Regions from separate parts of the Homo sapiens genome. Here region 2 is linked to region 1. A link is a contact called in ENCODE POLR2A ChIA-PET data. All regions are on one chromosome and are shown on one strand. Each heading gives the region's core, a stretch centred on a gene start or an enhancer-like site at or near the end of the contact. The rest is flanking DNA. Distances are from core to core; before and after follow the strand shown.

Region 1 (3,516 bases), core at 455-2,954:
AAGCACATGGAAAAGATACTCAGCATCAGTATTCACTAGAGAAATGCAAATCAAAACCACGAAATTACTTCACATGCACTAGAATGGCAGTAAGAAAAACAATGACAACAGTTAATGAGGGTATAGAGAAATTGGAACCATCACACAGTGCTGGCAGGAATGTAAAATGATGCAGACTGTGGAAATCAGCTCGAAAGTTCTTTAAAAAGTTAGAACATAGTGTTATCATATGACTCAGCAATTCTACTCCTAGATATATACCCAAGACAGTTACAAGCATGTCCACACAAATATGCTGTTCGTAACAGCATATTCATAATAGCCGAAAAGTGGAAAAAACTTGTGTTCATCAACTAATTAATGGATAAAATGTGGTATATCAATACAATGGATTATTATTCAGCCATAAAGAATGGATGAAATTGTTATATGGTACAACATAGATGAGCCTTAGAAACATGCTAAATGAAAGAAGGCACATAAAGGCCCATGTTGTATGGTCCCATCTATATGAAGTGTCCAGAATAGGCAAATCCACAGAGATGGGAAGCATACTAGTGGTTGCCAGGGGTTGAAGGGAGAGGGGAACTGGGACTCACTGCGAATAGGTACTGCTAATGGCATGATGGAGATGTTCTGTAATTTTAGTGGCGATGGCTGCACAGCACAGTGAATATACTTAAAATCAATGAGTTTTATTCTTTAAAGTGGTAAATTTTATGGTATATGAATTATCTCCATGAGAGATCTATCATATATTGTTTACTAAAACAAGTTTTAGTTCCCAAGTAATTATATTCCAAGGAACATAGGAGGGGCAAAAATAATTCTAAAGACATAAAGAAAGAAACAGGATATTTTCTAAATATTTTTATCTTGAGACAGAACTTGGTTTTTTTTTTGGCTTTAGCTTGGAAAATCTCGTGTCATAGATAAATCTTTCTCCTATCTTGAAATTGGTCTTATCAAGGAACTACCCGCATTGAGATATGAAGCTCTGGGCCTCTCTGGTAGCCTTGCACACCCTTCATTCATCACCTGGTCCCCCAGATAAGACAGCCCTGACCTCAGAATACACCTTGGATTTAACATTCTATGGGACATTTATTTCTAGTCTACCCCCTCCCCCGACCCGCCGGAAACAATGCCTTTCCTTAGAAAATTGCCTCCTTGATACTACTCCTGCTCATTCTGGGTTTAAGTTCTCAGTCCCTACATATATCTATGACACTAAACCCTGGAGTACTATCTTGTTCACTCCTTCCTGGCCCACTGTCTCTGTTCAAACATTCAGGCTTAAAATATCCACTCCTCGCCAGGTGCAGTGATGCACGCCTGTAGTTCCAGTTACTCAGGAGGCTGACACAGGAGGATCACTTAAGCCCAGGAGTTCGAGGCTGTAGTGCACCATGATCACACCTATGAATAGTCACTGCACTCCAGCCCGGGCAACATAGCGGGAACCTGTTTCTAAAAAAATAAAAACAAAAATAATACCTTCTCCATTCCTGCATGACCTTTCCCTGAATATGTTCACTCTGAATACACACTCCCTCATTTTTTCAGTTTCTCAATAAAGCATATAATAGATGGTTTTCTTCCCTGTTACTCAAGAGGTCAGCTATTCTACCTTTCCTGTTTAGAAATGGAAACAGAATGGCCCAGAGGTCAAAGAATTTGACCTATCATCCTTAGTCTTGTAGTTCTAGCTGAAGCCACTGGGTGCCACTCTTGTACCACTAACAAGTTATTTATCACTAAATGGCCATTACCAGAGGATGTTGAGTGGAGAATCATGGGTTCTACTCAATGACCTGGATCACTCATCTGCCCTGGGCTTGCAACCTAGTCCTCTGTGTTAACAATATTACCAGGTTTCAGAGCCGGGAGCTCTCGGTACAAATTCTAGCCTTGCTATTTACTGACTGTGATTCTGGGCAAATTATGAAAGTTCTGTAATCAGTTTCCTCATCTGTAAAATGGGAAAACTATGACCTAATTTATAACATCTTTGCAGAGATTAAAGTGAAAATCTCGGCACAGATTAGGGATTCAGTAAGTGTTCCTTCTTTCCAAGACCTATGACTACTGGTAAGACCTTGAGTTCACTAGCCATATGCCAAATTAATTGGGCTATGAATGGCCCTGAGGCTATGAGCCATGACTATAGCAAAAGAACAGGGTAAAAGAGGTCAGATCTTTTTTTTTTTTTGAGACAGAGTCTTGCTGTGTCACCCAGGCTGGAGTGCAGTGGCATGATCTTGGCTCACTGCAACCTCCGCCCCCTAGATTCAAGCGATTCTCATGTCTCACCCTCCTGAGTAGCTGGGACTACAAGGGTGTGCCAACAGGCCTGGCTAATTTTTTTATTTTTAGTAGAGACGGAATTTTGCCATGTTTGCCAGGCAGGTTTCAAACTCCTGACCTCAAGTGATCCACCTGCCTTGCCCTCCCAAAGTGCTGAGATTACAGGAGTGAGCCACCGCACCTGGCCCAGATTATCTTTTTTAGGTCTTACTGGGATACCACAGAGGCCCAAGTAAAAGTACTTCAGAGGCTGAAGCACTCCTAGATCCTGAGGAGTCCCTCTGCGCTTATATCCTGGGTCCTATGATAACAGCACATGCCTTACCCTGAACCTGTCCCTAGAAAGCTGAAGATGTGGATGGCTGTAGTGAACTGCATTCTCCCCCACCCCAAATATGTCCAAATCCTAACCCCCAGAATTTGTGAATGTGAGCTTATTTGAGAAAAGTCTTTGCACATGTAATTCCAGATCGCAAGACAGGATTAGCCTGGATTTAGGGTGGGCCCTAAATCCCTAATTACCTGCCTGTAATCCCAGCACTTTGGGAGGCCAAAGCAGCCAGATCACCTAAGGCTAGGAGTTCGAGACCAGCCTGGCCAACATGGCAAAACCCCGTCTCTACTAAAAATACAAAAATTAGTTGGGCATGGTGGTAGGCGCCTGTAATCCCAGCTACTCGGGAGGCTGAGGCAGGAGAATCACTTGAACCCAGGAGGCGGAGGTTGCAGTGAGCCAAGATCGTTGCCACTGCACTCCAGTCTGGGCGACAGAGCAAGACTCGGTGTCAAAAAAAAAAAAAAAAAAAAAAAAAGGCAGAAAGATTTGAGAGACAGGGAGAAAGCAATGTGAAGATGGAGTTACAGTTTGGAGTTATGCAAACTACAAGAAACCAAGGTACAGTTTTTATCAGAAGCTAGAAGAGGCAAGACAAGGAAGCACTCTCCTCTAGAAACTTTGGAAGGAGTGTGGCCCTGCCAACACCTTGATTTTGGACTTCTGGCCTCCAGAACTGTGACACAATAAATTTGGATTGTTCTTAAACCTTCAAGTTGATGTTAATTTCTGACAGCATCCCAGGAAACTGATACAATGGATTTTAGCTTTATTTGCGCAAGGCGTGGACAGCGGCTTTCCAAGTCCGAGGGAAACTGGCAAGAGTATTTGCGGTGAAGCAGCTGAAAGGAACAGTGGACACGTTCCTGGGAAGT
Region 2 (3,516 bases), core at 599-3,098, 87 kb before region 1:
AGTGTTATTGACTATGCCTTGCTTTTTTTCTTCAGAGTCATTTTTCTAGGAACAAGGACAATCTCATACCTTTGCCTCCCTGTCTGAGACCCCTGTTTTAGCTAACAGCAAGCTTGGACAAGATGGTTTATCAGAGTCAGGGTTAAAGCCTAAGAAGTGAAGTGAAACTAATGAGCCATCTCAGTGATGCAGAAGCCTCATCTTCTCCAGCTGTCTGTGGCTCTGGGCTTCCTTGTGTTGCTGTGTTGCTGGCAGCCATGTGGGGATCTGGGCCAGAGACAGAAATGAAAGAGTGGAGGAAGACCAGGTACTTATCCCTGATGCACCTCTGGAAGTGCTGGAGTTGTGGATGCACCTCTGGAAGTGCTAGCTAGGCTCATTGCTTTTTTTTTTTTTTTTTTTTTTTTTAAGACAAAGTCTTGCTCTTTCGATCTCGGCTCACTACAAGCAACCTCCACCTTCTGGGTTCAAGCGATTCTCCTGCTTCAGCCTTCCAAGTAGCTGGGATTACAGGCGCGCACCACCACGCCCAGCTAATTTTGTATTTTTAGTAGAGATGGGGTTTCACCATGTTGGCCAAGCTGGTCCCGAACTGCTGACCTCAAGTGATTCGCCCGCCCCAGCCTCCCAAAGTGTTGGGATTACAGGTCTCAGCCACTGTGCCCGGTCTAGGCTCATTGCTTTTTCCAGCCAATGCTGATGACTGAAAGACTGTTTTAATCTTAGAATGGTGCAGTTATTTATTGAGTGAAAGTTCAACTGTCTGTAGCTGTCTCCTCATCTTTCTTGTCGTTATTCTGTTTAGATTTCCAGCCCCACACTCTCCTCTCTGACTTAAGACTCTCTGAAACCCCTTTACTTCGTCAGTAAATCTATTCTGGGATTGTAGGTGCTGGTTGGGCTTTATGGGGACAAAGGGACCCCTACCCTCATTCACAAGCACAGGGGAATTGTCATGAGGAAGATGGGGTGAGGGAGAGAACTCCTTGCGAGTGATGTCACAGTGGGCAGCTTTCTCTTTGTAGATCCTTGACAGTCAGATCTCAGGGACAGTTCCAAAGTGTGGGGAAAACGAGATTAGAACTCTTGGGTGGTTTTGGATCTGCTGTTTGGTTTTTCCTCATCTAGAACTAAATTTATATAAAAGAATACAACAGTAGAATAATCATGGCAACTAAGTTTGTTCTGCTGTCCTGGGGCCTCTTCATGTATTATCTCTACTTACTGCAACAGCTCTGGAGGTAAAAGGCGTTACCTTGAAGAAACTGAGGCTCCAAGGGGTGAACTGCTTGTCCAGGGCCATCCAGCTCGGGAGTGGCAGAGCTCAGATCTAGGCTCCTGTCTCCCACCCCACCGCCCATGCCCCTGCCTTCCCCTGCACCAGAACAAAGCCACCACCCCCAGAGGGCCGTGTGTTTGTGCTTTTATTTCCCTGAATGGCTCCAGGTTTTTGCTTTGTCATTTCTGTGCTTGTGTCCTTTGCAGAGTCTTTGGCTTCCTTTTATTTTTCCTACCCCAGTAGCATCTGACGCAATGCCTGGGGTCTGGGAGGAAGCAGGGTTCTTTGCTTAGACATCTTGGTTTTCATCTGTTTTACAAAATTATCCTTGGCCTCTGTTCTCTTTTTCCTTTTATTTCCTCCCTGAAATACTGGTTCTTTAAGGCTATCGGGAAAAGAAAGATAATCCTACCCAAGAGTTTGAAGAAATGTAAAGGAGAAGTGTTTTTAGCAAGCAGCTGGGTTTTTAGCGGGGTCGTTTCCACGCTCCGTGTTGCCCTAGTGAAAGTGGTTTGTCTTCCTCACGACTCCAAGGGAACTGGCACATAAATGGATGCAGTCAGGTGGCCGTTGAGCCAAGGGCCAAGTAAGGCATTTCGTCCTCAGCCACGTTGCCCTTGCCTCATGCCTGTATTTCTGTTCTTTTTTTTTTTTTTTGAGACGGAGTCTCGCTCCGCCACCCAGCCTGGAGATCTCGGCTCACTGCAACCTCTGCCTCCTGGGTTTAAGCAATTCTCCTGTCTCAGCCTCCTGAGTGGCTGGGACTACAGGCACCTACCACCATGCCTGGCTAATTTTTGTATTTTTAATAGAGACGGGGTTTCACCTTGTTGGTCAGTCTGGTCTCAAACCTCAGGTGATCCACCTGCCTCGGCCTCCCAAAGTGTTGGGATTACAGGCGTGAGCCACCACGCCCAGCCTCATGCCTGTATTTCCATGTCCTGAACATGTTACATTTGCATCCAGGCCCAGCTCTGTTCCCTGAGGAGGTTGGAGTTCTGATACCCCACAGAAGGAAGGAGTCAAGGCGGGGAGGCTGCTTGGAGGAGGGTGCGGCGAAGACAAAGAAATGGCTCTACGATTCTTGGGATTGCTGGGAAGCTGTTGCTTATAGGGTTGGCTCTCTGTCCTCTCTGATGCTCCAAACAGGTCCCCAGGGGACAGGCCTTCCCGGGGCTGCCACTTTCTCCAGTGTTAGGTCCATATCCATTTTCCTGTCCCCCTCCGCTTGTCCCAGCTTTATCATCCGAGATATGGGGCTTCTTTCCAAAGGTGAATTTAAGTTTCAGGTTTTCCTAACAGTTTCAGCTGTTAGGCAGGGGCTTGTGGCAGGAAAAAGAAGACAGAAATTTCTGTTGCCCATAGGAGGGTGACGGGGTGCTGGGTAAATACCAGTTACAGGGAAGTTCCCTCCAATGAGTAGCCTGGCACCTTTCTGCAGGGTGTCTTCTGAGCCAGCTGGATTCATCGTGTTGGCCTGTGAAGTCTGAGAACACCATCTCTCTCGTCTTTCCCCTCCTCCCCTCCTCTGTGCCACAGCAAGAGGCGTGGTATACTCTGGGTCCTCCCTCATCACTTACACAGCCTTCTCTCTGTGTTTGATTACCAGAATGAGCCAGCCTTGTTCTGAGTCCGTTCATTCATTTATTCATTCAACAACCGTTTTGTGCTAGGCACCATGGTAACCTACATTTCAAGGCTGTAACTGCTATTATCAAGCCATTTGCAGAAGTTTGGGTCACTGATGTGCCTTTGACCTGATGCCCATTTTCTAAACCCAGGCATTCCTCTTGAGTGATACAGCATCTCTGTACCTCTTCTCCAGGACTTATGGCTTAGGTTTTTGTTTTTATTTTTAATGGGGCTTTCTGGCAAAGACCTGAAAGCCTGCTAGACAAATTCTAAAAGTGCTGTAACACTAACGCCTAGGTTTCAGTTCTGACTTCATGCAAAGAGGATGCCTGAACCAAGCTCCTCACTACCAGGCCTCATTCTTTTCTCAGTGACTTAGATCCCTCTCCCCAACCTTGGTATCTGTTTGCTGTTCCTAGCACAGATCCTCAGCACTGGTGTATTCACTGCCTCTGGCTGGAGCCCATTTGACTGTTGTCACTACCTCGTCCCCCTGCCCTTCCTCGCCAGCCAATGACTTCTCATCTCTTCCCAGCTTGTCAAGCTCCTGGAGATCTCAGAGTCACAGGCCCCACCCAGGGCTCTGCAAAAATATTCTTTAAGGG

The links. ChIA-PET counts read pairs that join two places held with the same protein, here RNA polymerase II (POLR2A).
Region 2: POLR2A ChIA-PET joins it to region 1 with 10 read pairs in WTC11. The contact joins two enhancer-like sites. POLR2A ChIA-PET finds 5 or more read pairs at or near these places in 9 of 52 experiments (A549, AG04450, CD8-positive, alpha-beta memory T cell and 6 more).

What each region holds. Positions count from the first base shown.
Region 1 is chr11:66,832,644-66,836,159 of GRCh38, reverse strand. The region is part of intron 12 of TOP6BL (TOP6B like initiator of meiotic double strand breaks); the gene reads right to left. Among named protein-coding and RNA genes, the nearest start is that of RCE1, 9.0 kb to the left of the region's middle. Within about 2 kb of position 1,704, at least 3 of the 41 ENCODE cell types and tissues checked have a DNase peak (open chromatin) inside an H3K27ac peak, as active enhancers do.
Region 2 is chr11:66,919,446-66,922,961 of GRCh38, reverse strand. The region is part of intron 3 of PC (pyruvate carboxylase); the gene reads left to right. It also overlaps the pseudogene RNU7-23P. Among named protein-coding and RNA genes, the nearest start is that of MIR3163, 13 kb to the left of the region's middle. RefSeq lists enhancers at 873-1,813, 2,914-3,013. Within about 2 kb of position 1,848, at least 3 of the 41 ENCODE cell types and tissues checked have a DNase peak (open chromatin) inside an H3K27ac peak, as active enhancers do.